2 separate regions of the Homo sapiens genome follow, and region 1 is linked to region 2. A link is an interaction called in ENCODE POLR2A ChIA-PET data of the cell type or tissue named here. Cell type or tissue: Caco-2. All regions are shown on one strand. Links, peaks and the distances in the headings refer to the core of each region. The heading gives the core; the rest is flanking DNA. Region 1 overlaps CDR2L (cerebellar degeneration related protein 2 like). Region 2 holds the start of FADS6 (fatty acid desaturase 6).

What was found. Peaks named below come from ENCODE experiments on the same cell type or tissue, not always from the same donor. Only the 100,000 strongest peaks of a DNase experiment are listed, where the experiment ranks them.
Region 1: POLR2A ChIA-PET joins it to region 2 with 6 read pairs; 4 of 35 experiments call an interaction of 5 or more read pairs at or near these places.

The regions. Positions count from the first base shown.
Region 1 is chr17:74,994,154-75,009,741 of GRCh38, reverse strand. CDR2L (cerebellar degeneration related protein 2 like) reads right to left here. Exons shown (of 5, transcript NM_014603.3): 2 at 10,126-10,238; 3 at 8,253-8,401; 4 at 7,514-7,678; 5 at 3,942-6,559. The coding sequence ends at 5,668. Among named protein-coding and RNA genes, the nearest start is that of MRPL58, 11 kb to the left of the region's middle. RefSeq lists an enhancer at 15,269-15,588. In Caco-2, for the core only: no CTCF peak of the experiment used is centred there; a DNase peak (open chromatin) is centred at 2,905.
Region 2 is chr17:74,891,816-74,905,590 of GRCh38, reverse strand. FADS6 (fatty acid desaturase 6) reads left to right here and starts at 11,958. Exons shown (of 6, transcript NM_178128.6): 1 at 11,958-12,239; 2 at 12,902-13,068. The coding sequence starts at 11,996. In Caco-2, for the core only: CTCF peaks have their summits at 13,201 and 13,406; a DNase peak (open chromatin) is centred at 11,886; H3K4me3 peaks cover 1,562 bases.

The DNA.
Region 1 (15,588 bases), core at 736-5,735, 110 kb before region 2:
GAGACAAGGTTTCTTGTCTCTACCAGCCCAGGCTGGTCTTGAACTCCTGGGCTCAAGCAATCCACTTACCTTGGCCTCCCAAAGTGCTGGGATAATAAGCATGAGCCACTATGCCCAGCCGAGTTTGAATATTTCTATGTGACCTTGAATTACTAACCTGACCTCTAAGTTTTTGTATCCTCATCAGTAAAATGGAGATTTTATAGTCATCTCATAAAGTTCCTGAGGATAGTAAACACATATAAAACACTTAACACAGTGCTTGGCATGAAGTCAGCAGGCAACAAAAATTAGCTGCTGCTAAGGGATGCTATGTGCATGCAGGTTCCTTAAGGGACACTTTTCTTTCAGACACCTGATTACTGTTGTCTTTTTTCCTCTGTAGCCCTGGAGTGGGAAATCCAGTCTGACGAGCTGTATTCCAACCCTCTTTCCTTCTTCCCTGAGGGGATGGGCAGCACAGAGCTGCCCACCTCTCCCTGGAAAGTACTTCCTTCATTGCTACCCCTTATCTGCCTGGTCCCCTAAAACTGAGGCCACCCCCCAGCTCTCAGCTCAGGATCCCCAGGGAGGGCAGAGGCAGGTCTGTTTGGCTAGCTGCCCTCCCTAAGTGGGGTGGTGGGTTTGGCCCTGGGAGAGGAGAAGGGTGCCAGTTCAGGGGAGGAGAGAATGGGGCAGGGGCCGGGGGGCGGGGAGGAGCTCCCTGCAGCAGGGAGTATCTGTCCACAGAGCAAGGACAAAGTGGTGATCAGGAGGGAAGAAGGGAAAGAAAGGAGGGAAGAAGGGAAAGAAATGCATCCAGAGGGCGGTTTAGAAAGCTGAGGGAGGCCAGGCATGGTGGCTTACTCCTGTAATCCCGGCACTTTGGGAGGCCAATGTGGGAGGATCATTTGAGCCCAGGAGTTCAAGACCAGCCTGGACAATATAGCAAGACCTGGTCCCTACAAAAAATTAAAAAAAAAAAAATTAGCCAGCATAGTCCCAGCTACTGGAGAGGCTGAAGAGAGAGGATCACTTTAGCCCAGGAGCTGGAGGCCGAGTAAGCTACAGTTGTGCCACTGCACTCCAACCTGGGCAACAGAGCAAGACCCTGTCTAAAAAAAAAAAAAAAAAGGCTGAGGGAGAAAAGGGTGGCTGGATTCACGCCACGGCTTCCTTCGTCTCTCAGGTGTGACTGCTCCATGTGGTCACCACCACCTGCTCCCCATCCTGGTGACGACAGGTGACAACAGGATGGGAAAACCCAACAGCCACTTGCACGCTGCCCTTGTAAAAGCCCCATGCTGTTCAGTTGATGTACTAAGCACAGCAGTTTGGGGCCCAGCCTTGGGCTTGCCACACCACACTTTTTTTTTTTTTTTTTTGAGACTGAGTCTCACTCTGTCGCCAGGCTGGAGTGCAGTGGTGTGGTCTAGGCTCACTGTAACCTCAGCCTCCTGAGTTCAAGCAACTCTTGTACCTCAGCCTCCGGAGTAGCTGGGATTACAGGTACACACCATCATGCCTGGCTAATTTTTGTGTTTTTAGTAGAGATGGGGTTTTGCCATGTTGGCCAGGCTGGTCTCCAACTCCTGGGCTCAAGTGATCCTCCTGCCTCCGCCTCCCAAATTGCTGGGATTACAGGCATGAGCCACCATGCCCAGCCCCACACCACACTTTCCTCCCCTCCTGAGTTCAAGGGAAGTTGTTCCCCATCAGGACATTTGGGGAAGGAGTTTTGGGGAGAAGCCTGCATTTCCCCCCAGTTCCAGCTGGCCCCTGAGTCTACCTCCCTTAGAAGACTTTGGAAGCTTTTCCACAGACTCAGGTTGTGTGGGCTGGTGGAACTGGAGTCCACAGAGCTGCCTTTTTTTGTCTGGAGACGAGAGAGTGAAGCTAGCAAGAAACCCCTCAAAGATTCAGGAGCATTTTCCTCTCTGGTTTTGGAAGTCCCCCATCGGAAAGGTCCACCCAGGCTGCTGGTGCGAGAAGGGGTGGGTAGCGTTGGCAGTGTGAGGCGAAGGAAGATACCCTAGAGGTGCCCCCTTTGATCAGGATCCACAGTCCTGTTTCTAGGCTTCCAGTATCTGAGCTTGGACAGCAATTCTTTTTTGAGACGGAGTCTCACTCTGTCGCCCAGGCTGGAGTGCAGTGGCGCGATCTAAGCTCACTGCAAGCTCCGCCTCCCAGGTTCACACCATTCTCCTGCCTCAGCCTCCCGAGTAGCTGGGACTAAAGGCGGCCACCGCCATGCCTGGCTAATTTTTTCTTGGACAGCAATTCTTAAGTTCAGGATGGACATTACTAAATCTGGAGAGGGCTGAGTGGAGCATGGGAAGTTTGAAAAACCGCTATCATTTTGCTTTTTTTTTTTTTTTGACGGAGTCTTGCTCTGTCACCCAGGTTGGAGGGCAGTGGTGCGATCTCGGCTCACTGCAACCTCTTCTTCCCGGTTCAAGTGATCCTCCCACCTCAACCTCCTAAGTAGCTAGGATTTTTGTATTTTTAGTAGAGACAGGGTTTTACCATGTTGGCCAGGCTGGTCTCGAACTCTTGATGTCACATGATCTGCCTGCCTCAGCCCCCCAAAGTGCTGGGATTACAGGCATGAGCCACCTCGCCCGGCCTATCATTTTGCATTGAGGAAAACAGAAAACCCAACGGATTGACGGCACTTCCAGAACAAGAGGGAGGCTGGTGTAATCTTGGTGATGGGGACCCCTCCAGAAGATGAACCCCTCTATGTACCGTCCTCTGTATAACATGGGGAGGAGACAGATATCTGAGGAAGAATGGGAGTGGTGAGGTTTTTCATGTATATGGAAGAGAGATATGGGGTTTATCAGCTTGAAAAACACCAGGAGATGGCCCTCTTGTCATTCCTGTGACTGTCCTGTGTCATCAATGGGTGGCTCACCAAGGGCAGGTCAACTTCCCCATCCCTCATGGTCCTTCAGGGCATCAGTCTGGCCCTGGACTTCCTGCCGTGGCGTCTCATTGCACTTAGGAGGCCCGAGCTCCCCTGAACCTTCCGGGCTCTTAGGAGCCTGGCCTCCACCCTCTGTTCTGGCCACCCCCCACTGCCCCAGCTGCTCCCTGGGCCTCCACTTATCTTCCCGTTGGTTCCTCCTCAGCCTTCTGGTTTCAGCTTCATCATCACCTCTCCAGAGGTGCCCTGACCACCCTCGCTTAGCATTTCTCAATCTTTTTTTTCCATGATCGCTCCCCCTTCCTACCTCAAAGAGCCTATTTAGACATTTTCTCCGAATTGCTCCCCCAGGAATTTTAGTAACACTGTATATCTCTTCATGTGCTGTATTTATATATCTAGATATGATTTTTTGAGACAGGGTCTCGCTCTGTTGCCCAGGCTGGAGTGCAGTGGTATGATCATAGTTCACTTCAGCTTTGACCTCCCAGGCTCGTGATCCTCCCACCTCAGCCTCCTGAGTAGCTGGGACTACAAATGCACACCACCATGCTCTGCTAATTTTCAAAAAATGTTTTGTAGAAAGGGGGTCTTGCTATGTTGCCCAGGCTGGTCTCAAACTTCTGGGCTCTAGCAATCCACTTTGGCCTTCCAAAGGGCTGGGATTACAGGCATGAGCCACCGCGCCAGGCCGATTTTTTTTTTTTTTTTAACTTGGTTCACCCTGTTGGGCCCACGTGCTCTAGCTGAGGTAGCACTACCCTCTTGCCCCGATTTTTCCATCATGCCGTATCTTTTGTTTGTTTATTTTGGGTGGATCTCCCCACACCAGAATATAAACTCCAAGGGAAGAGGGGCCCTGCTGGCTTGTTCACCATGTATCCCTAGCTGGCCCTCAATAAATATAGAAACTTCTGCCAGAGCCTGCTATTTGGAGCTGTTCAGTCTCAGGGAAGTGGGACACAGGATGTTACCCTCTCCCATGGCTGGGCGTGACGCGAGGCAGGTGTGTGAGATGCACAGAGATGGGCCATTTTTGCTTTTAGAATACTGGTGCATTTTTTATTAAAGAAGAGAATAAAGCATTTGTAAATATATTTCTCTCACGTATACTTCAAAGGTGACGCTGGTCTGCCACTACAGAGCTGGGGAGCAGACAGGCTGGAGCTCTTCCCCCAACCCTTCCACACTCCTCTCCCCCAGATAACAGACACACACGGAGGGCAGGGAGCTGCCTAGCCTCAAAGGACAAAAGTTTCCCAGTTGCACGTACAGAAGGACTCAGTCGCCACCAGCTCCCATCACAGTGCCGCCCGGAAAGCAGGTGGTGTCTCCAGGAGGTCAGGGATGCTTGGTAAGAAAACCCCTTTACCCATTAGAAATAAATAAGGCATGAAGGTTCCCACTGGGATCCCGGTGCAGAGGCCAGGGCCCCCCCGCCTTCCACTGACTGTATGGCTCTTCTGGTTTCTAAGGTCTCAGGAAGGGCGGCAGAAGGAACCAGAAGCCCTGAAGGGCTGCTCAGGGCAAGCTGGGGACCTGGGTGTCTCTTAGCTGAACTTGACTTTCTGACATCTTGAAGCAAAACTCCTGACGCAGCTGGGTCCTCAAAAGCCCCCCACAAAGGTGGGAGGTGAAGAGCAGGCATTTTATGGGAGGGAGGGAGGGAGCATGTTCCTCAGCCCCATCCCAATACAACACGATGCAGCATGGGGCGAAAACCCCAGTCCCCAGTGAAGGGGAGGCAGGGGTGGACATTGGGACCACCGGCTGGTGGTGCATGTCCAGAACATTCTGGGGGCTGCAGACATGACCTGTGCCAGGGTTGGCCTGTGGGGAGCGTGGAGTGACTGAGACATCATGGTCCCTGAGATGGGGGCAAGCACAGAGACGGGAGTCAGAGGCCAAGCTTGGTTAGTTGGTGGCGGTGTGAAGGGATGGGGGCTCCCCACTGCCCCGGCCCCTGGAAAGCTTAAGGCCCAGCAGGCATTTCTGGGGTTGGAAGCCAAGGAGACAAGCTCTGAGCGAAACTGCACCACTCTGCTGAGGGGCTCCTTCTCCTCCTCCTCTGACTGGCTACAGATCTGCGGTGGGCCAAGAGTATCCAGGGAGAAACCTGTCCCTGGCAGGGCTGGAGCAGGGACACTCCAGGCCCAGCTGAGGCTTCCTGCTCTGCATGGCAGGGGACATCTCTGACCTGGTCAGGACCCTGGAGGTGGGACAGCTGGTGCTAAGGGAATGTCAGCGCATCAGGGTTGGGGAGAAGCAGTGGGTGGTCCAGGAAACCCCTGAAACAGCTGGCCCTGGGGTCCCCTTTCAAGTGTTTCCAGTTGTGGCAAGGGGTCAAGGAGACCTTGCATTGCAAATCTCTTAGAAAAAACAAACTTAACCAAAAAAAAAAAAAAAGCCAACTGATCCAGAATGGCTTTCAGAAGCCTGGTCACCAGTCTGAGGGTGAGGCGCAGGGTCAGGAAGCCAGGGGCTGGGGGAGCTGGGGGATCCCTGGGGTAGTGGGGACATTTGGCTTTGAACTCAGAGCTGCGCCTTTGGGCTGGCGCGAGGTGGCCAAGGGCTCCTGGGAGGCAGGACAGGTGGGCTGCCTCCGCTCAGCAGGGAACATGCTGCGTGCTTCCGGATCAGGAGGCCGCGTGCTGTGGTGGCAGGCCGCTAAAGGGCGCTCGCTCTCTGGAAGCTGCACCGCCCAGGCCTGAGGGACCCCACGGCTTCCACCCTGGGGGAGGCTGCAGGCCGGAGAAGGGTCACTTGCTGCTGTGCGTCTTGACTTTGGTGGCGTTGATGTCAGCCTTGGTCTTCTGGATCCTGGAGAAGATCTCTTTGAAGAGCGCCTTGTACTCGGGCTGGCTCTGTTCCAGCCGCTTGTCCACGGCCTCCACGTGCTGGCTCAGGCTCTTCTCTCCTGCCTTGACCTCACCCTGGCCCTCCTCACCCCCGCGCAGGTCCCTCCACGAGCTGTCCCGGGAGATGGGGCGCGAGGTCTGCACGCCGGCGTGCCGCACTCCGGCCCCGTGCTGCCGGCACTTGCTCAGCAGCTCCTCGTACTTCTCCAGCAGCGCGTGGTACTGCTCGTCCACCTCCCGCAGGATGGACATGCCCCGCTTGCGCACGCTGTTGGCGTGCAGTGTGAGGTTGCCCGCGTGCCGGCTGGCTGGGTCTTTGGCCACGATGGCGTTGAGCGCAGTGTCGCTGCAGCTCTTGCGCACCACGTGGCCTGGAGAGGCTGCCGGTGAGGAGACCCCGTCCTGGGCGCCCAAGTCGTCCCCGCGGCCGGGCTGGGGATCGTCGGCCTCAGGGGCCTGCGTGAGGGGTGCGAGCAGGGCCTCGGCCAGGTGGTCGTCCGGACCCAGTAGGTAGGTCTTGGCCTGCTTCATCTGCTGCAGCTCCAGCAGCTCGGCCTCCAGCTCCTGCACACGCAGGCGACAGGCCTCCATCTCGCACAGCTGGCGCTCCAGCTCCGAGTACTCCTGCAGCACCGCGGTGTACTCGCGCTCCGCCCGCTCCTTGCGCTGCCGCTCCTGGCTCACCTGGGAGCGCAGCGCCCCCACCAGGGTCTGCAGCCGCTCGTTCTCCTGCTCCAGGGGCCGCGGGCCCAGCTCCAGGGAGGAACTGTGTAGGCGGAAAGCATCCTTGCACCTGGCGGGTAGTGAGAGTCGCAGCGGGGTGGGGGCGGAGGAGAGGGCAGTGGTCACGGGCACGGCCAAGGCCGAGCAGCCCAGCCAGGGCGCTTACATCTCTCTTGTTCTCTGGGCTGAAATTGTTTGCCCCTCTCCGTTGGCTCTCCACCCTCCTCCACCCTTCTCCCCCTGCTCTCTGCCCCCGGAGGCTGACCACTACGGACCGCCTCTGTCAGGTTGCCTGGTTCTCTCCTGAGCTTGGCCCATGAGAGGCACTGGCTAGAGGTCCGAGGGGGGAGCAGAGGCCGTGGGGTGTGTCTTCTTTGGGCTCTCCATGGTTAATGGTGACCAGGCAGCCTTCTCCATACCTTCCAGGTGCCGGTAACCTCCCTTCCCCCTTGCGCTTTGAGGCCTAGGGCTGGTGGCAGCTCCTCTCTGCTGCAACCCTGGGGCACTATAGTGTCCCTGTGGTTTCCCTACCCCCTGCCCACACCTCTTCTTCATTTAACTTCTCCATTACTCTGTGTAAGAGACTGTTTCCTGCCAGGACCCTTATTGAAACACCCACTACATATGACACATGTATTTTTCCATTATTAAGTGGTTGTCTAGTGTTAGATTTAATGGGAACTGAAAAGCACAGTGGGTTACCCCTCCTGGGTTAGCATGCTGGCTGAGCCTCTTACTAAACAGGTGACCTTGGATAAGACACACAACCTCTGGGCTTCAGTTTTATCATCTGGAGAGTAGGCATAATAAAACACCCCCAACAGTGTTGCAATAAGAATTATATCAGCATAGTGGCAGCACACAGCCAGGGCTCAGTAAACGCCAGCTGCTGTGACTGTCATTAGCAACAGGACCAGTCTCTCTGATGGCCTGGATGATGCACCAACTGCACCCTGCTGCCTGCTGCCTCTCCTTCCTCCCATGGCTGGCAATCCCAGAGACACCAAGCAGTGCTCTCACCTACCGGGGGCTGGTGCACAGCTCCTTGAGGCAGGGGAAGGTGTGGATGGTACGCCTGCGTTCCCGCTTCTCCCGGAGCACTCGCAGCTGTTCCAGGCCTCTCAGTTGCTCCACCTGGGCCTGCAGCTCCTCCACCTGAGCCTGGAGGCGCTCAATGGTCTCCGTCAGCCTGGGGGCGGGGTGGTGGACACACAGGGACTTTAAGGGGATGGGGCCAGTTTGCCTCACGGCAGCCCTGGCTCCCTGAAGATGGAGGGACGTTGGGTAGGAGGCAGACAGGTACCCTTGAGCCGCTGTCTGGTCCTGAGGTAGGATGGGGAATTCTATGCATGCCCAAGGACCCGCCCTTCTTTTGTACCTCTCAGGCGAGCTGATCGCTTCTCCTCTGTGCCACCTCAGTTCCTTGTCACTCCTCTATCACTTATTGTCCTGCACTGCCATAAAATATTTACATGCCTGCCTTCTCTTCCAGGCTGTGAGGTATTAGAGGGCAGGACAATGTCTTTGTTTCCCCATCGTTGCATCCCCAGTGTCTAAAGAAGAGCCTGGTGCATAGTTGGTGCTTAAAGCAAGGTTGCGGCCTGAATGTTAAACCACACAAAATCGACAAGGACAAGCTCACTCCCATCCCCGGTTCCTAGGGAGACGTGCACAAGTCACACCCATCAGTCCATGGGCCCCTGTGTACACTCAGCCCTGGGGCTCTCCCTCGCCCGCCCCCCAGCCCTCAGCCGGGCCCTCACCCATGGATCTTCTGCTGGGCAGCCTTACTCTCCAGCACCAGCCTGTGGTTGGTCAGCTCCAGGTCCCGGGCTGTCAGGTCCAGCTGCTCATAGACTTTGGCGTGCTGCTCGTTCACGTGCCGCAGCGTGTCCAGCTGCTTGGTTAGGTACTGGGGGTGGAAGGACATTGAGTAACTTTTTAGAATTGGGCAGGGGCAAATGTCTCTGCCTAGACCCTCCTACTTCTTTTTTTGTCTTTTTTCTTTTCTTTTCTTTTGATACAGAGTCTCACTGTGTTGCCCAGGCTGAAGTGCAGTGGCATGATTTCGGCTTACTGCAACCTCTGCCTCCTGGGTTCAAGTGATTTTCATGCTTCAGCCTCCTGAGTAGCTGGAACTATAGGTGCCTGCCACCATGCCTGGCTAATTTTGGTATTTTTAGTAGAGACAGGGTTTCACTATATTGGCCAGGTTGGTCTTGAACTCCTGACCTCAAGTGATCTGCCTACCTCTGCCTCCCAAAGGGCTGGGATTATAGGCATGCACCACCACGCCAGCCTCTTTTTTTTTTAAATTAATTAATTTATTTTTTTTGAGACGGAGTCTTGCTCTCTCGCCCAGGCTGGAGTGCAGTGGCGCGACATCGGCTCACTGCAAGCTCCACCTCTTGGGTTCACGCCAACCATTCTCCTGCCTCAGCCTCCTGAGTAGCTGGGACTACTGGTGCCCACCACCATGCCTGGCTAATTTTTTGCATTTTTAGTAGAGATGGGGTTTCACCGTGTTAGCCAGGATGGTCTCGATCTCCTGACCTCGTGATCTGCCCGCCTTGGCCTCTCAAAGTGCTAGGATTACAGGTGTGAGCCACTGTGCCCGGCCTTTTTTTTTTTTTTTAACTTCTAAAATCTTTTTTATGCCCGGCGTGATGGCTCACACCTGTAATCTCAGCACTTTGGGAGGCTGAGGCGGGCAGATCACGAGGTCAGGAGATGGAGACCATCCTGGCTAACACAGTGAAACCTCGTCTCTACTAAAAATACAAAAAAAATTAACCGGGTGCGGTGGTGGGCGCCTGTAGTCCCAGCTACTCAGGAGGCTGAGGCAGGAGAATGGCGTGAACCCGGGAGGCAGAGCTGCAGTGAGCCCAGATCGCGCCACTGCACTCCAGCCTGGGTGACAGAGTGAGACTCCATTTCAAAAAAGAAATAAATCTTATTTATTTTATTTATTTATTTTTAAGACAGGGTCTCGCTCTGTTGCCTAGGCTGGAGTGCAGTGGCACAATCACGGCTCACTGCAGCCTCAACCTCCAGGCTCAAGCAATCCTCTCACTTCATCCTCTTGAGTAGCTGGGACCACAGGCTTATGCCACCATAGCCAGCTAATTTTTGTATTTTTTATAGAGACAAGGTTTCGCCATGTTGCCTGGGCTCAAGTATTTCACCCACCTTGGCCTCCCAAAGTGCTGGGATTACAAGCATGAGCCAGCAGCCCCTTCTCCCCTTCTAAGGACAAGTTTGCTTTGATGTATTTGTCTTCAGCTGAGTGGGGCTTAAAAATGGTGGTTCAGGCTGGGCCTGGTGGCTCATGCCTGTAATCCTAGCACTTTAGGACGCTGAGGTGGGAGGATCACTTGAGCTCAGGAGTTAGAGACCAGCCTGGGCAACATGGTGAGACTTGGTGTCTATTTAAAAAAAAAAAAAATCTAGTTGTGCAATAGGGCTGCCTGAGATAGCTGTGCTATCCTTGTACAGGATAGCACAGTTGTGAACTGTACCAGGCTATTGGGCTAAGGCTGTGTCCGATAAGCTGGCACCTTATTCTAAGTTGCATAAAGGCACACACAGGCCAAGGGGCCCTCGAGGGGTGTGGGCAAGCACATGCAGGGCCCTCACCTCGATCTCCTGCACCTGTTCCTCATTGGTGGAGTACATCTGCTGCAGGGACCCCTCCAGCTCCTTGTTCCTCTCCAGCAGAGTCTTCCCCAGCTCCGCAGCTAGGTGCAAGTCTAGGATAGGAGAAACACGAGCATGAGAACAAAGGCAGAGGACGCCCATTCATGTTCCGAGCATCTACTCTAGGTGACCCCAATGTAACCAAGACACTGGGAGCCTCCAGGCCTGGGAGGAGAGGTAAGCCAGGAGCTAAGCCTTTGCACTGTTATTTCTGCCTGGAATGTTCTTTTTGTGTGTGTCTGTGTGTGTGTGTGTGTGTGTGTGTGTGCAAGATGTAATAAAAAACAAACAAAAATAGGAATGGTTGCTTTCAACATTTTCCAGGTTGTGAAAGTTTTGCCACGATTCTCAGGGGTGTGGTTCTAAGCTGCATCAGTGGAACAAATACAAAATGCTGTCCTCCTCCTAGGCTGGAAGGCAGTGCACCTTCTCCTCTTAACAGCCAGACTAGCGGGTGAGGAGTCAGTGCTGTGCCCAGGCCAAGCTGGAGTGTCCGCATGGCTTCTTCTCTGACCAGTGGGGATTCCATCTACCTTGAGGCATGCTGGCTGGGCCCTGTTTCCACACCAGCGCATGGTGAGACAGCGTAGCTTATCAACAGGCTGCTGGGCCTTAATACTGACAGTGAGTGTGGCGGATCACAGCCAGGAAGGGACTAACACAGATGCCCTCCCAGCCCCACTGCTGGCCTAATTTTAGAATACCACGGAAAAAAGCTTTGATGAAGACAACAGGAAGTCAACACAGCAGAGAGTGGTGTGGACAACCCAGAAGCCAGCCTCACGCACGGAATATTCTTTCCTGATACTTCCAGGACTTGTTCCCTCTTCTCCTTCAAGTCTGTGCCTGTCAACTTCTCTAGATCTTTCCCCAATCACTTGATTCAAAGTCACACTGTTCCCTGCCCTGCAGTCTCTCCCCCGCTTCATCTTTCTCCTTAGCACTTAGCACCATCTAATTTCCCAAGCAAGTTACTCCTTTATCTTTTTCAGCTCCCCCAACTAACTGTGAGCTCATGGGGCAGTTTTTTTTTTCTTTTAAGGGATGGGACCCAGGCTGGGGTGCAGTGAGTATTCACAGGTGTGATCATATGTGCTGCAGCCTTGAACTCCTGGGCTCAACGATCTTCCTCCCTCAGCCTCCCAGGGCAACATAGTGAGACCTCATCTCTATTAAAAAAAAAAGAAAGGTGGTGCAATACGGCTGCCTGGGATAGGATCCCTTGAGCCCAGGAACTCAAGGCTACAGTGTATATGATCATGCCTGTGAATAGGCGTGGGACTATAATATCGGTTGCTGGGACTACAGGAATAGTACAATGTTTTTTTTTTGAGACGGAGTTTTGCTCTTTTTGCTCAGGCTGGAGTGCAGTGGCGCGATCTTGGCTCACTGCAACCTCCGCCTCCCAGGTTCACGCTAACCATTCTCCTGCCTCAGCCTCCCAGGTAGCTGAGACTACAGGCGCCCGCCACCATGCCTGGCTAATTTTTTTTTATTTTTAGTAGAGACGGGGTTTCACCGTGTTAGCCAGGATGGTCTCAATCTCCTGACCTCGTGATCCACCCGCCTCGGCCTCCCAAAGTGCTGGGATTACAGGCGTGAGCCACCGTGCCCGGTACTTTTTTTTTTTTTTTTTTAACTTCTAAAATCTTTTTTATGCCGGGATTACAGGCACCCACTACCACGCCCGGCTAATTTTTTGTATTTTTAGTAGAGAGGGGGTCTCACCATGTCGGCCAGGCTGGTCTTGAACTCCTGATCTCAGGCCTCCCAAAATGCTGGGATTACAGGCATAAGCCACCACACCTGGGCTAAAATTCTTAAATTTTTTTTGTAGAGACAGGGTCTTGTTATATTGCCCAGGCTAGTATTGAACTCCTGGCCTCAAGCGACCCTCCTACCTTGGCCTCAAAATGCTGGTATTACAGGCGTGAGCCACCGCACCTGGCAGGGCAGGGATTTTTATGTTTTGCTCATGAATATCCCCAGGACCCAGGACAGTATCTAGGACAGAATCAGTGCATAATTTGTCTTTTTGGAAGATTAAGTGAGTGATAAGAGCATGGACGGACATAGGGGCAAGGTGCCGTGGGGTGATGGGCAAGGGAGAGCTTCACTCTCCCCGGGAGGCTCAGGCAAATGGACAGCTTTCGAGTTGGACTTTGAAGGGTGGATAGGAGGCTGGGTGCGGTGGCTCACGCCGTAATCCCAGCACTTTGGGAGGCCAAAGTGGGAAGATCACTTGAGGTCAGGAGTTTGAGACCAGCCAGGCCAACATGGTGAAATCCTATCTCCACTAAAAATATAAAAATTAGCTGGGTGTGGTGGCGCAAGCCTGTAATCCCAGCTACTTGGGAGGCTGAGGCAGAAGAATCGCTTGAACCTGGGAGGCAGAGGTTGCAGTGAGCCGAGATCGTGCCACTGCACTCCAGCCTGAGTAACAGAGCGAGACTCAGTCTCAAAAAAAAAAAAGAAAGAAAGAAAGAAAGAAAGAAAGAAAGAAAGAAAGAAAGAAAGAAAGAAAAGGGTGAATAGGAGCTTGCTGAGAGGCAGAGAGAGCAGAAGGGCTTGCTGAATATTAAAACTGGAAGATGATTCAGAACTTCTTGGCCCAACTTCTTGATTTTATGGATAATGAGCAGGACAGCAGAGTGACTTGCCCATGGTCACCCAGCTGGTTTATGTCCACGCTAGGGGGAGAATTCAGGTATCGGGCTCCTGGTTGGGTACCATTTGACCCTAGTGACATGTGCCCAGCTCTCAAACCTTCTTTCCCTGAGGAGCAGAAACATCCTCTTCCCCCAACAGCCCTGGTGCTTGTACCCTGTAGGATTGGAACCTTCCCTCCCTGACCCCAGTCCAAGGGAAATGAGGACCCATCAGATAGGCTAGGAGGGAATCTGTCTGTTTTTAGGGGGATGTTGTGGGGGATGGGCGGGTAGAGAGAAGGAGTTAGAAGGAAACGGCAGGTACTAAAATCCCTAAAAATTCTCTTGGTGGGTCTGAGTTGTGTGATGATAGCTAGACATTTGGAGTGGATACAATCCTCCCAACAACACACATATGTATATTAAATATATTTATTATTTTTTGTTTCTTTTTTTTTTTTTTTTGAGACGGAGTCTCGCTTTGTCTCCCAGGCTGGAGAGCAGTGGGGCAATCTCGGCTCACTGCAACCTCCGCCTCCCGGGTTCAAGCTATTTTCCTGCCTCAGCCTCCCAAGTAGCTGGAATTGCAGTCGCCTACAACCACATCCAGCTAATTTTTGTATTTTTAATAGAGATGGGGTTTCACCATGTTGGTCAGGCTGGTCTCAAACTCCTGACCTCAAACAATCCACCCACCTCGGCCTCCCAAAGTGCTGGAATTACAGGTGTGAGTCACTGTGCCTGGCCTGTTTTTTGTTTCTAAAACGAGGCAGGGTGATAAAAATATTCTAAAATTGATTGTGGTGATGGTTGCATAACTTTGTGAATATAATAAAAACTGTTGAGTTGCACACTTTAAATGAGTGAATTGTATTGTGTGTTAATTAAATCTCAATAAATCTGTCAAAAAAAAAAAAGATTTAGGCAGCTTAATCCAGAGACGGAGAAGGGTGGGAGAGAGCGGGTCCTCAAAGAGGTCGTTAGAGCAGGCTGAGGCTGAGTTTCACAAGGCTGTTTTCTTTTTAAAATAGCTTTAATGTTTTTCATAAGGCATGATTGGTGTAAAAAAATCAAACAGTACAGAAAGGTTAAAAACTGGTGATTTAGGCCGGGTGCAGTGGCTCATGCCTATAATCCCAGCACTTTGAGAGGCCGAGGAGGGTGGATCACTTGAAGTCAGGAGTTCGAGACCAGCCTGGCCAACATGGTAAAACCCTGTCTCTACTAAAAACAAAAATTAGCCAGGCGTGGTGGCATGTGCCTGTGGTCCCAGCTACTTGGGAAGTTGAGGCAGGAGGATCACTTGAACCTGGGAAACAGGTTGCAGTGAGCCGAGATTGTGCCACTGCACTCCAGCCTGGGTGACAGAGAGAGACCCTGTCTCAAAAAAACAAAACAAACAAACAAACAACAACAACAAACTGGTGATTTAAAAATTAGAGGCCAGGCCGGGTATGGTGGCTCACGCCTGTAATCCCAGCACTTTGGGAGGCCGAGGTGGGAGGATTGCTTTAGTAAAGGAGTTCAAGACCAGCCTGGGCAATATAATGAGACCCTGTCTTTACAAAAAATAAGAACATTAGTGGGGTGTGGTGGCATACACCTGTAGTCCCAGCTACTTGGTGAGCTGTGATTGTGCCACTGGACTCCAGCTTGGGTGACAGAGTGAGACATTGTCAAAAAGAAAAAAAAAAAAAAGAAAGTGTAGACTGGGCACAGTGGCTCATGCTTGTAATCCCAGTGCTTTGGAAGGCTGAGGTGAGAGGATAGCTTGAGGCCAAAAGTTAGAGACTAGCCTGGGAAACACAGTGAGACCCCATCTCTTTTTTTTTTTTTTTTGAGACTGAGTCTCACTCTGTCGCCAGGCTGGAGTGCAGTGATGAGATCTTGGCTCACTCTGCAACCTCTGCCTCCCAAGTTCAAGCAATTCTCCTGTCTCACCCTCCCGAGTAGCTGGGACTACAGGCGCGTGCTACCACGCCCAGCTAATTTTTGTATTTTTAGTAGAGACGGGGTTTCACCATGTTGGCCAGGATGGTCTCGATCTCTTGACCTCGTGATCCGCCCACTTCAGCCTCCCAAGGTGTTGGGATCGCGCCCTACCCGAGACCCCATCTCTACAAAAAAATTGTAAAATTAGCCGGGCATGGTGGTGCATGTCTGTGGTCGCAGCTACTAGAGAAGTTGATGTGGGAGGACTGCTTGAGTCCAGGAGTTTCAGATTAGAGTCATCTATGATTGCAACACTGCATTCCAGTGAGACAAAGCAAGACCCTATCTCTGAAAAAAAAAGAATGAAACTAATTAACTTTGTTGTACAAAACGTTTTGTGCAAATCACCGCCCAATTCCTTAGGACACAGAATTCCTTGAACAAAGGGTAAGCCTAGGTACCTGGAACAAAAGGTAGGCCTAGATACAGAATTCCTAGAAATACAATTCCTGGGACAAAAGGTAGGCCTTCTTGAGGCATTCTGTCAAAAGACTGTCCAGGAAAGCACTGGTCTGTTTCATTTTATGAGGCTGCTTCTTAAAACAGCTCTCAATCTAGGCTGACGATGTAAATCAGATCAAGATGCATAAAGGCAACTCTACTGGGGCCAATATGATGTGGTTCAGGGATCCAGTTCTCTACTGCTTTCCCTTTTTAGACATAGTGATAGTTCTAGGGTCTCTGGAGGACGGATAGGCTCTATACTCCCGGACAGAAAGTTTCCTAGATACGGTTGTTTCGGCTGAGCCCTTGCTATGCATTG
Region 2 (13,775 bases), core at 8,776-13,775:
GAATCGCATAAACCTGGGAGGCGGAGGCTGCAGTGAGCCGAGATCGCGCCACTGCACTCCGGCATGGATGATAGAGCAAGACTCAGTCTCAAAAACAAAAAATAAGTAAAATAAAATAAAATAAAAAGATGAGAGAAACTTTGAAAGTTTAGAATAATTAATGGTTCTCAGCCTTTTGGGATTAGACTCTGGTGAAAATATGGACGTTTTTCCTAGAAAAATGCAAATTGTGCACACACACTCATGTGCAATTTTGCTCATACCCCAGGTAGTTCATGGAGAGGTGCGGGAACCTCATTGGTTAAGAAGCCTTGGTTAGACAGCTGTGAAATGAACACATCCTACATGAGATGACTGACTTACTGGAGGTGGGGGTGGTGGAGTGAATCAGAGGCAGAGAGGGCCTCCAGGGGACATGGCCCAATCCTCTCATTTTACAGATGAGGTGACTGAGACCCAGAGGGGAAGGGGCTGGCCAAAGGTCGCTGAGTCACCAAGTGGGCAAGGCAGCACTAGGTCTCCTGACGGTGCCCGCTGCCTTCTGTCCCCATGTTATGACCAGTCCCCAACAGCATGGCACCCCTGTCCCTCCAGTGTGTGCTATGTCTGTGACCTTCTCTGAGATTGGCCCAGGTTGTATGGGAGGTGGCAAGGACTCAGGGGACAGCCAGGTTTGGGCAGCAAAACTGGCTCCACCCCTTTCCAGCTGTGTGGCCTTGGGTAAGTTACCCAGCCTCTCTGAGTCTGTTTAATCATATGTAAAAATAGGTATTATAATAACAGCATTAACCCCATAAGTTATTAGGAGGGTGAAATGATGATGCATAGAAAGCACCCAGCACACTCCCTGGTATTTAGCACGCACGAGTTAATAATGGTCATGGTTGTTGTTGGTCTGAGACTGGCCATGGGGTGTTCGTTGCATTTGTGGTTGGCCGAGCTGCTCAGCAGGTGGGTCCTAGGCAGTTCCAGGGAGCAGTTCTTCCAACCCCCATATGAAAATGCATTCCCCACTCCTGGCCCCCAACACCACTCTGGCTGGAGCATTTCCCTACTCTGGAAATGCACATCCTGGGGCAGTTTCTCCGCTGGACCCCAAACAATAACTGGTGGGTTCCTTGGCGGGTGGGGGAGGGGTGTTCTCATGGAGGAGAGGGGATGGGGGAAAACGCAGCTGCCAGTGATTCCCCGGCCCCCAACATCACTGCCCCATGGGGCTCTCTCTCCCCCACAGGACCAAACCACCCCTCACAGTGTCATTTTTTTGAGCCTCACAACAGTCGTCTGAGATAGACCAGGCAGAAGGCATCATTGACTAGCCCCATTTTATACATGCAGCAACTGAGGTTCAGGTGGGGGATGGCAAATGACCCACTAGGAAGTCCATCAGCTGGGATGTATAGTCTGGTCCATTTACATTGCTGCAGTCTGCTAGATGCCTTCTCAAAACATGTATCTAACACCTTCTACATACCAGGTACGGCAAACGCATGAGAATGGTCTCATTGACCTGCCTCTCTGACAAGGAAACTGCACTCAGGCAGGTTAAGTCATTTCTCTGAACCTTGGAGTGCAGAATATCGGGACTGTGGGATTTGAACCTTAAACTCTGGCTGTTTCCACGGCAGTCCAAGCCTTCTTCCACCCCATTCACCAAACCATCTCTCCAGGCTCTCACCTGGCACAGGGGCTGCCAGGAACAGACCAGGAACACAGGCTCAACTGGTGGGACATGGGGAGGTGGGGTGGGAAACCGGCAGGACTCACTGCCTCTCCTCTCCCTCTGTCCCTGGGCGCCTCCCTCCTCTGGATACACCACTGCATCTGTATGCTTGTGTGTGCACATGTGTGCCTGTGCAGCCTGTGTGTGTGTGTGTGTGTGGCATGGGTGAGGACACGCGCATCTCTGTGAGCATGGGGTGGGTGTAGTGGGTTAGAGCTTTCCTGGAGGTTGTGTTTATTTTTTATTTTGAGACAAAGTCTGGCTCTGTCATCCAGGCTGGAGTGCAGTGGTGCCATCTCGGCTCACTGCAACCTCCACCTCCCAGGTTCAAGTGATTCTCCTACCTCAGCCTCTCGAGTAGCTGGGATTACAGGTGCCCCCGCCACCATGCCCGGCTAACTTTTTGTATTTTTTTAATAGAGATGAGGTTTCACCATGTTGGCCAGGCTGGTCTTGAACTCCTGACCTCAAGCAATCCGCCTGCCTAGGCCTCCCAAAATGCAGGGATTACAGGCGTGAGCCACCATGCAGGCTGGTGGTGTTTATTTGTGAGCTGAGTGTGTGTCTGTGATTTTGCTCATTTGTCTTTGATTCAGTGCCTCCAAGTTTCTCAGAAGAGAGGTGTGTGTGTGTGTGTGTGTGTGTGTGCGTGCATGTGTGTGTGTGCATGTGTGTGTGGGTGCGCGCCCACAGAGGGCTCCATCGCTTTCAGCTGGATTCTATTTTTATTTTTTTTAATTTTTAATTTTTAATTTTTTTTGAGATGGAGTTTTGCTCTTGTTGCCCAGGCTGGAGTGCAATGGTGCGATCTCGGCTCACCGCAAGCTCCACCTCTCAGATTCATGCGATTCTCCTGCCTCAGCCTTCCCAAGTAGCTGGGATTATAGGCATGTGCCACCAAGCCTGGCTATTTTTGTATTTTTAGTAGAGATGGGGTTTCTCCGTGTGGGTCAGGCTGGTCTCCAACTCCCGACCTCAGGTGATCCGCCCACCTGGGCCTCCCAAAGTGCTGGGATTACAGGCGTGAGCCACCGCGCCTGGCTGGAGTCTATTTTTAGACTCTTCCTCTGCCCTGGTATCTATTTTTAGGGCCCCAGTTCCTTTAGACTGGAAGATTGAAGCTCCTGGACACCCCACCTTCCCTTGCCCCACCCTCACCCTGAACTGGGGGTTTCTACAGAGAGAGTCCCCCACTCTCTCTCTGGGTGACTGGCTTGTTGGGGGTCCCAGGCCTGGGGGATAGGGTGGGCTGTAGTGGGAGAAGAACTGATGGGATGGGGTGGAGGCAAGTCTACCTCTTGGGGCACCTAGGGTGCTGAGGGGCCTGGGTGGGCTCTCCTCCTGGGCAGGGGTGTCCAGTTTGAGTGCATAGCTCTGCTACTTCCTAGAAAGGCCAGCTCAGCTTTCCAAGCCTCAGTGTTTCCATCTGTGAGTGGGGATGATTGAATGCCACCCCCCCGCCCATTGTAGGGCAGTTGTGAGCATGAACGTAAAGCACTTAGCTCAGGACTCAATGCCCAGTGGGTGGAGGAGCAGCCCAGGGACCTGGCGGATGGGAATCTGGGGATAGGGAGGGCTCAGTGGGCATCAGCCAGGCCTGGGCAGCCCTGAGCTGGTGTCAGAGAGAACTGATAGGCTGGGTTGCTCCCAAACCCCCCTTTCCGTGCCCACCACAGCCTTTGCACAGCCTGTTCAGTATTACAGAGCGGGGCTAGGAGGGAACACCACTCCCTTGGCCCCCAGCCCTCGAGGGAAGACATGGGCGAAGAGGAGAGGAAATAGAGCGTGTGCATGTTCAGGTTCCTTTCCTGCTGGAAACCAAAACCATTTTTCATTGTCATTATCAGTAGCAATATATGCTAGATTTAAATTAAACAACTCAGTATCACAATCATGTTATATTTACGATAACACAAGGAAAGGTGTTTGTGGTAGCGATATCTACCACGAGCACGTGCCCTGCTGTGGCCCATGATATCCACAGTACAGAAATGATGTCATTGCTCTCCCCAGAGATCCAATGAGGTGGGTAGCATCACCCTCATTCACTCCAAATCACCCTCTCAGAAAACCGAGGCTCAGGGAGGTTAAACAACTCACCTAAGTAACGGCAAGAACTAGAACCTGGGTGTGTCTGATCCAGAGTCCTGCTCTAGACTCTGTTTTGGGTGCCTCCGCACTTTGTAGGAATCACAGCCCTCACTCCCCTCCCAGCTCTGGCACTGGTCCCACCAGGCCCAAAACACATCCTTTAGGCTAATCTACACCCCAGAGCCACTCACTCAAGGGACCGTGGTGCTGATCTGACGCAGAGGAGAGACCAAGTGGAACAGTGTCTGCGCTGCTCACAGCCCCAGCTCTGGGTTGCCAAGGACCTAACTTGCTATGCAGCTCGGAGAGTAATCCTGGGGCTCAGTCCTCAGTTTCCCTTCTTGCAAGGTGAGGAGAGGCCAACAGCCCTTGGAGCCTCAGCAGAGCCCCTGCCAGCTAGAGGCTGGCTCTCTCCATCCCTCCCGTCCCTCCCCTGCCCTGCCTCTCTGGGCCATCACTAACCTGGCGTCGTCCCCACAGGAAAGCAGCTGCCTGGGAACACCAGTTGCAGGCTTTGGGGTAGCCGCAGAAGGCCAAGGGTAGGGTTCTGAGAGGTGTGGCTGATGCTGAGATGCTGCAGATGTAGCCCTGCCCTGCTGGAGCCAGGGTATCTCAGGGTGCCAGTCCCACCCCCAGCTGGCCGGGATCTGAGCCACAGGCCAGGCCACTTCTCCCGCAGCTTGCCCAGCCCCACCCCTGTGAATAATGCCAGTTGCTTTATGGAGCTGGGCCTCACTCAGGCTTTGACTATTTGGAGGGTGGCATGAATGGAAGAGGTACAAGGAAGGGTTAAAGACTCAGCCACCTAGGCTCAGGGCATAGAGACAGTTAAATTGCTGGCAGAAGGCGCCTTCTTAAGCCATCCAGTGCCATCCCTGAGCCCTGGTACCAGCCCTCCAGGTCTCCAGACTCATCTGACTCTTGGGATTCCCCTCCAGGCCCTGGACCAGGGTGGGGCCCTTCCCACCACCCTACACAACCACAACAATAATTAACCCCAGTGAACCCCAACAAATAAAGATCCGAATCACAGAAGGGAGGGATCATCACTGCCCCAGGATGGGGAACCCCAGAGGGCCCAGGAAGGCTAAGCCCTGGCTCATCTGACACACCCTGCCCCACTGTTGTGGCCTGAGTAGGCCCAGATGCCCCCAGTCTGTTGGGGCTGGGGTGGAGGGCACCACCTCCCCATCCAGGTGAAGTTTGGGAAGGTATTGTTTGTCTCGGCTTTGGACTCGAGTCTTTTCCACCATTGAATATTTTTTCAAACCTTTTACCACCTCCTTCATTCTCTTGAGCCTGTTTTCTCATCATTCCATGCATCTGTCTATTCATATAGTCAGCAAACGCTTACTGAGCACCTACTATGTTCCAAGCACAGCGTGAGGTCCGGGAAGCCGTGTCGTCCAAAGAACAGGAAGGACCTGTCTCTCCACCAAGCCCTATGTGCTTCTCCTTCAGCCAACCTGTTTCAACTCACACTAGTCTATCCATTAGCTGGTAAACACTGAGCACCGGCTGGGTACAGGGCAGTGTGCTGGGCATGATGGGTGGGTGATATGCACTGGTAGGCAGGCCGGTTGGAAGTTATGGAGGAGATTCAGGGAAACATCAGGAAGGCGTGGGAAGGATCCTTGCCTTTTGGAAGCTCACAGTGCAGTTGGCTACAGGGGAGAGGTTGGCTATACAGTCCTTTATGCAACTTCTTCGTCCTGGGTACACAGAAAGGCCACAGTTCCAAGCCAGCCTGTGGCTGGGGCTATATGCCTGGATTCTGGCCAGTGGAGCGTGGATGGAAGTGATGTGTGCCACCTCCAGACCTGGACCTAAAACTACCTTCCCATGTTCTCCCTTCCAATCCCCTGGCAATCCTGGGGCAGCCCTGTGTTGGAGGAGGCATCACAGATGCAAGGAACCTGAAATTGGACTGTGATGGGAGCAAGAATAAACCTGTATTGTGTTTGGCCACTGAGATGTTGGGGTTGTTTGTTACAACAGCTAGTGTTTATCCTGACTGATACAGGCAGACGATGCAGACAGGGGAACAGCTTGAATCCTGTGGCTGGATCACAGTGTCCAGGAGTGCTCATTGCGAGGTAATGTGTGACGTCTAATGCTAGCTGGTAGTGGGTATGAGGTCAGAGGAGGGGAAGGATGAACGGTGAAAGGTGGAGTGCCTGGTACATAGTAGGTGCTCAATAACATAGGATGAATGAAATACACGAAAACATTAGAAGAGCTTTGCGGTGGCGGGTGAAGTTGCCAGAAACCCAGAGGAAGAGTGGGGCTTGGTTGGGGGATAGGAGTAGAGACAGTTAACCTGGGAAGAAAGGCTTGGAGGGGAGAAAAGGCAACACTTATCCGTGAGTCAGAGATCGGTGAGCTTCACTCCAGCCCAAGCAGGAGGGTATCCGGAGATGGAGCTGGTACTTGGAGGCCTTCAAATGCCAAGCTAAGCAATTTAGACCTTAGGCTGCAGACTACTTTACTTTTACAGCCTAAGATCTAAAAGACCTTATGTTTGTCAGAAGTTTGGAGTGGTCTCCAGCGTGGGTGTGCACATTAATCCACTGGGGCACAGGAAGAAAATGGTAAACTCCCATTCATATTTATCTCACTTCTTTTTTATTTATTTTTTTTGAGATGGAGTCTTGCTCTGTTGCCCAGGCTGGAGTGCAGTGGCGCAATCTCAGCTCACTGCAACCTCCGCCTCCCAGTTTCAAGCAATTCTCCTGCCTCAGCCTCCCGAGTAGCTGGGATTACAGGCGCATGCCACCACGCCCAGCTAATTTTTTTGTTGTTGTTGTATTTTTAGTAGAGACGGGGTTTCACCATGTTGGCCAGGCTGGTCTCGAATTCCTGACCTCGTGATCTGCCCACCTCGGCCTCCCAAAGTTCTGGGATTACAGGCATGAGCCCCCATGCCCGGCCTATCTCACTTCTTTAAATGTCTGTTTTTTAGTGTCTGTGAAGCTACCAAGGCTCAGAGAGGTTGAGTAACTCGTGCAAGGTCACACAGCTACTAAGTGTGCCTGACTCCAAAACCCCGCTGTGCTCTTCACTTATGCTGAGTCTTGTGCAAACAGATGAGGGCTTGGGTGGGGGCAGAGGCAAGTCTAGGGGAGGGTGGCTGGGAGAGTAGGCAGCCCCTGGCTGTTTCTGCCACTGTGGAAAGAGGTTAAGGAGCCTGCCCAGGCCTGCTTACTAGGCCTCTAGGGCCTGTTGGGAAACACGGAAGCAGGGAGCCCCGGTGAGTGCAGGCCTGCCATCCAAAGCGCTTCGTCCCAGGCTTGACAATTCAGCCTCACTTTGTGAGCAGGATCCCGAGGCAGGGATGGGGAGGACCAGTGGCTGAGAGGTCAAGGCAAGATGACAGAGAGGGATAGGGAGGAGTTGAGGGGTGTCACTCAGACTCTGGGGGCAGCTGGCAGGGGTAGGTTGGCCGCTCTACCACCCACCCACACTCATGCCGACCCCATGGCCAAGGGAACCCACAGGCCAGCCCCGCCCTGCCTTCCCCCGCTCCACTGTCCTGGGTTTAGGGGTGATTTTACCTTCTGATTTATACCTCTACAAAAACCAATTACCAACTGGGCAAGGTAGCTCACGCCTGTAATCTCAGCACTTTGGGAGGCCGAGGTGGGCAAATCATTTGAGGTCAGGAGTTTGAGGCCAGCCTGGCCATCATGGTGAAATCCCATCTCTAATAGAAATACAAAAAAGTTAGCTGGGTGTGGTGGCACATGCCTGTAATCCCAGCTGCTGAGGGAGGCTGAGGCAGGAGAATCACTTGAACCTGGGAGATGGAGGTTGCAGTGAGCCGAGATTGCACCACTGCACTCCAGCCTGGGTGACAGAATGAGCCTCCATCTCAAAATAAATAAAGAAAATAAAGAAAAGTGATTACCATTTGAAAATATAAAATTGTTGTAATTAAAATATAACACCTAGACAGGAAAATGCACATACTCTAACAGTATAGCATGATGAAGTGTTACAAACTGAACACTCAAGGGTAACTAGAACCCAGTTTAAGAAACAAAACATTTATCAGCCTCTGGAGAACCCCCTCATGCCCCCTTCTAGTCACTATCCCTAATCAGTTAAAGCCATCCTAACTTCTAATGCCATAGATTCATTTTGTCTGTTTTTGAACTTTATACACATGGGATCATCTGATCGGTGTTTTGTGTCTGGTTTCCATTTGTTCGGCATTGGATTTGGGCTGTGTGGTAATCCCCCCATCGCCGTTTATTGATTTATTCCACTGCTGGCAGAAAATTGCATTGTGCCCAGTTGTTATCTTTTGAGTAGTGCTGCTATGAATATTTGTGTATGTTTCTTTGCTTTTCTGTTGAGTATATATCTAGGATATGCATGTGTTCAACTTAAATAAAACTCTTTTCTTTTTTCTTTTCTTTTTTTTTTTTTTTGAAACGGAGTCTCACTCTGGCACCCAGGCTGGAGTACAGTGGTGCGATCTCAGCTCACTGCAACCTCCACCTCCCGGGTTCAAGCGATTCTCCTGCCTCAGCCTCCAGAGTAGCCGGGATTACAGGCACATGCCACCATACCCAGCTAATTTTTGTATTGTTAGTAGAGATGGGGTTTCCCCATGTTGGCCAGGTTGGTCTTGAACTCCTGACCTCAGGTGATCTGCTTGCCTCGGCCTCCCAAAGTGCTGGGATTACGGGCGTGAGCCACCATGCCCAGCCTTCCTTGTCTATTTAATTTTGGCCATTCTAGTGGGTCTGCAGGGTTATCTTATTGGTGTTCAAATTAGCATTTCCCTAAAAACTAATGATGGGGAGCATCTTTTCACATGCTTCTTGGCCATTTGCATATCTTCTTTGGTAAACTGTCTATTCAATTCTTCCTTATTTTGTTACCCCCATCATCATTTCCACAGTCCCTCCCTCTGCTATCTGCACCCTTAGCACCTTTATGTTTGGGGGACTGGAACGTCTCTAAACTGGTCCCCCTCACTCCGGTCCCCCTCACTCCAGTGGCTACTCCATTGTGCCAGACAAACCTTCCTGAACACAGCATTGCACAAGTCACTCCACTGCCCTGAAACTTCCTATGGCTCCCATGCCTGTGAGGACAAACCTCAGCTTCTCAGTCTGCCTTTGTGGCACTCCAGCCCGTGGTCCCAGCCTTTCTTTCCTGCCTTCCCTTGCCTTTCCCACCAATCTCTCAAACTCTACTCCTGGCCCATGCCTTGAGGACCCAGAATACTTGGTTCTCTTCCTTCTCTCTGAGGTTTAAGTAGTCTGTTTGCTGTTATTGTCATTGTTGTTTTAAGACAAGGTCTTGCTCTGTCGTGCAGGCTGGAATGCAATCATCGCTCACTGCAGCCTCCAACTCCTGGGCTCAAGCGATCCTTGAACCTCAGCCTTCCAGAGTGTTGGGATTATAGTTGTGAGCCACCATGCTAAGTCTGTTCTAAATCAAGTCTGCCTCTCTCTTGGGAGGCTACCAGCCAGCCCTACCCCACAGGGATCCCTGTTCCTCTGAGCTCCTCTGAAACATGTTCTTTCCTCTGGCGCTCAGCATTTACCTCTGTCCAGTACCACTTGGATGTCCAGGAGGGAGCCAGGGCCTGGAGAGGAGCTTCTTGGTGCCAGGAAGTTCCTGGCATATATGATAAAAATGATAACATCTCCTTATAAGCTTAAAATATGGGATATTAATATCACATATGCTTTTACAAATTATACATATCCCCTCCTTGAAAATTGTAGTATGCTAGAGAGGGAGGGATTTGACGGTAGAGTGGGAAAGGGAGGGAGGAGGGCGACTCTTCCTTATCTGTCTTAAGAATCTCTTAAGATGGTGGCTCATGCCTATAATCTCAGCACTTTGGGAAGCCGAGGCGGGTGGATCACGAGGTCAGGATATTGAGACCATCCTGGCTGACATAGTGAAACCCTGTCTCTACTAAAAATACAAAAATTAGCTGGGTGTGGTGGTGCGTGCCTGTAATCCCAGCTACTCGGGAGGCTGAGGCAGGAGAATCACTTGAACCAGGGAGTTGGAGGTTGCAGTGAGTGGAGATCGCGCCACTGCACTCCAGCCTAGTGATAGAGCGAGGCTCTGTCTCAAAAAAAAAAAAAAAAGAAAATCTCTCATGGAAACCATTGCATTTGGAGAAGCTCCTGGATTCAGCTCTAATTCTGCCATTTACTAACTGTGGAGTGCTGGGCGGATCAGTTCATCTCTTGGGGCCTCCGTTGATTAAATGAAGATGAGGCCATCCTATTTTTTTTTTTTTTTTTGTAGATGGAGTTTTGCTCTTGTCCCCCAAGCTGGAGTGCAATGGTGCGAACTTGGCTCACTGCAACCTCTGCCTCCTGGTTTCAAGCGAGTCTTCTGCCTCAGTCTCCCGAATAGCTTGTATTACAGGCTCCTGCCACCACGTCCAGCTAATTTTTGTATTTTCAGTAGAGCCGGGGTTTCACCATGTTGGCCAGGCAGGTCTCGAACTCCTGACCTCAAGTGATCTGCCTGTCTTGGCCTCCCAAAGTGCTGGGATTACAGGTGTGAGCCACCGCGCCTGGCCTTAGATGATGCCATCCTTGAGGGATGTGGGGAATCCACAAAACCTCATCAGTATGTGAAAGTCAATGATAACCTGCGGGGCAGGTATATGCGCACGTGCACTTGGTGAGAATTGGTTTATTAAATTGTCAGTCCCTTAGAATACTGAGCTGGTAAATAAATCTTATTCTTTGATAAAGAATTAAAGGAATAAGCTCATACGAATTCATGATTAGCCAGGCTTAGTGGTCCCCGTGTGTGCCTGTAGTCCCAAGCTACTCAGGAGGCTGAGGGGGAGGATCACTTGAGCCTAGGAAATCGAGGCTGCAGTGAGCTGTGATTGTGCCACTGCACTCCAGCCTGAGTGATAGAGCGAGACCCTGTTTCTAAACAAAGAGAGAAAAAAAAGAATTCCTGAAGGAAAACACCAGGAAGGAGTCAAAAGGAATCAATGTCATTAGGATCCCTGACTGTCTCTCCCTTACCCCACCCACCCAACTTCTCTTTCCTAGGGGTCTCCTGCTAAAGATGCCACTGTCCTCACCATACCAGATCCCTTAAGTCATGAAACTGGGAGTAAGTAAAACAAAAAAGAAAAGAGAAAGGGTATTCAGAAGCAGGGAAGAGGAGTTTGTAGAGGACAGAGGCTTATCCCCTGAGGACCAAGGCCATCTCCAGCAGTGCGGGGTGGGGGCCTGGGCTGATGGGAAGGGGATGTGACAGGTGTGGCTCCCACATCTCAGAGGGCTTGGCTGAGGCCCTGGCCCTGGGTTCAGGCCTGGGCGCTCTTGAGGGAGTGGAATGGCAGCGGGACCCGGCTGGTCTGCCTGCCCACCCAGAATGATGACCTCCGGATGTGTATTCCCTGTAGCTACCCGTCTCACCCAAAACATTATTGGGCTGAAGAGCCAGCTCCCCTGGGTCACCTCTGCTGAAGCCATACTCAGAGGGGACCTCTCACTCCTTGACCCACGGGGAGGGGGAGTGGGGAGTCCTTGAACTTTCTGCCCTAGGAATTCCCAGATGTTTCTGTGCCAAGCATTGCCCTAGGTACTGAAGACAGAGCTTGGGCAAAACGAGGACGTCTCTACGGCACTGAGGGTCCGTCTGTTGGCAGAGACAGACGACAGCATGTGTCATGTGTGTCACGTACGAGGGGAGCTGCTCAGTGCCACTACGAATAGTCAGGGTCGAGGGAAGAGAATGCTCGGACAGATCTCAGGGACCGAGGGAACTCAGGGAGTTATTTGAGGTCGGAGGTCAGGGAAGGCCCTCGGGGCGGGGCGGGGGTGGGGGGTGTCTCCACTGGGGTCTCCGTGCCCCTGACGCCTCCGTCCCTACTACCTGGGCTGGGTCTCACCGCAGGGTCGCCTCCCCGCCTAGCCACTCTCAGCTCATCGGCCTGGCTCCTCCCTCCGCGGCGGTTCTGATGCCGCCTGCCAGGGTCGCGCGCCTGAGCCGGGCCTGGGTCGCCAGCGCCCGCAGCAGAGGAGCCAGGGTGTCTCGCACCTTGACCCCGGGGGCGGGTGTCCCCAGGCGGCGCGTGACTCCGCCCCGGCCCGCCCCGCCTCGCCTGCACCGCAGACACACGCCCCAGTCCTCCAGTCCTCCGTGCGCGTCGGGCCCGAGCCCACAGAGTCCATGGAACCCACGGAGCCGATGGAACCTACGGAGCCCATGGAACCTACGGAGCCCATGGAACCTACGGAGCCCATGGAACCTACGGAGCCCATGGAACCGGCGCGGAGCGCGCACCGTGGGGGCGAGGCGCTGCTGCGGGAGCTGGAGGTGCTGGTGCAGGACGTGGTGAGGACGAGCTCCTGGTGGGAGCGCCACGGCGTGGACTGCGCCATCCTCGCGCTCAGCCTCTTCGCCTTGCCGGCAGGTGAGGAACGCGGGGACCCGGCGTCCCGGCCGGGCTGCGGGTGGGGGCGGGGTGCGGCGGAGGTGGCGGCGCGGGGTCTGCAACAGCAGCCGTGGGAGTGCAGCCTGCGGAGTGGACTGGCGGCGGCAGGGAGGCGGAGGTGGTCGGGGCCCCGCACCCAAGGATGGAGGGTCACACCCCGAACCTGAGAGTCTGGACTGGGGTGTTCTGCCCTGTGTACCCTAGGAGGGGGCGCAGGAGGGTGGTGGAAGGGAAAGTTGAGAGGAGCGGGGGAGTGGCCGGGAGTGATGAGGTGCCCCCCCACCCCCGGGAAGGGAGACGGTGTTCTTTGGGGACCTAGGTGAGTGGGGAGGGGGTGGGAGTTTCCCCTGGACCCTTCCTGGTCTGGAACACCCATGGTACCTGAGGCCCCAACATTGCTTTGGCTGGGGGCCCAGGACCACGCACTGGAGAGTCAGGACCAGGCACGGGAGAGTCAGGACCGCTGGAGGGGCAGTCCTGGTTCCCCTCAGGCCACAGTGGGACCTGCCTCACTCCGGCCAGTGGCAGCCCCCAGAGCCTAGCCCACTTTAGCCTGGGCTCCCAGGGTAAGGGTTGAGGTATTTGGGCCCAGATCACCCAGAGCTAGAGAAAGACCCGTCTTCTTCCTCCTCTCCACGCAGGCTTCCTGTGCCTGCGCTGGGAGAATGCCCTGGTCTTTGCATCCGGCATCACCATCTTGGGTGTGTGCCACTACACACTCACTGTCAAGGGCAGCCACCTGGCCACTCATGGGGCCCTCACCGAGTCCAAACGCTGGAGCAAGATCTGGCTGCTTTTCTTTGTGGAGGTGAGCCTGGGAGAAGGAGGATGCAGGCAGCTGCTGGGACCGTGTGGCAGCCTCATTCTTCTGTTCGAGCATGCGGGTGTGTCCAGCTGTGCATGTGCCCACGGGGGCAGGCCGCTGCAGCTGATGGTATGCCGGTCCACTGGTGCAGTATGCACTACAGCGTGTCTGAGGACTTCTCCAAGCCCTTGAGCGGGTCTTTGCACCCCATGGGTAGAGAGTTGTAGGATGAGTATGCCGCTGTCTTGGCCCACAGTTACAACCAGTGGGGCCTCCAGATTTTGCAGTCAGGGTTTAAAATGTGACCCACAGACAGAAAGGGAGGGGGAGGAGGGGCCCAGTGTCCACAAGGGGCAGCGTCCTTACTCCGGATGATGCTCCTCTGATGCCTGGCCATGGCCTAGCCTTCCTGAGAAGCCCCCTGCTCCCCGGGGTCAGCTCCAGGAAGTACCCACCTCACCTGACCCTTGCCCTCCCTTCTTCCACCCCTTCCCAGTTCGACCTTGGCCTTCTTACCTTCGGGCACGCCCAGGAAGGCAAAAGTTTCGACCAGCTTGTCTTTCTCTCTTGACTGGTCTCCAGGCCTCCCCAGTTCCTCTGCTGAACTTGCTCCCTCCTCCTTTCCAGGGGGACCGTCGCCTGGTCACCCAGGTGATGGTTCCCCTAAATAAATGAATGGCCACACCTTATGAATAAATAGGAAAGCTGGG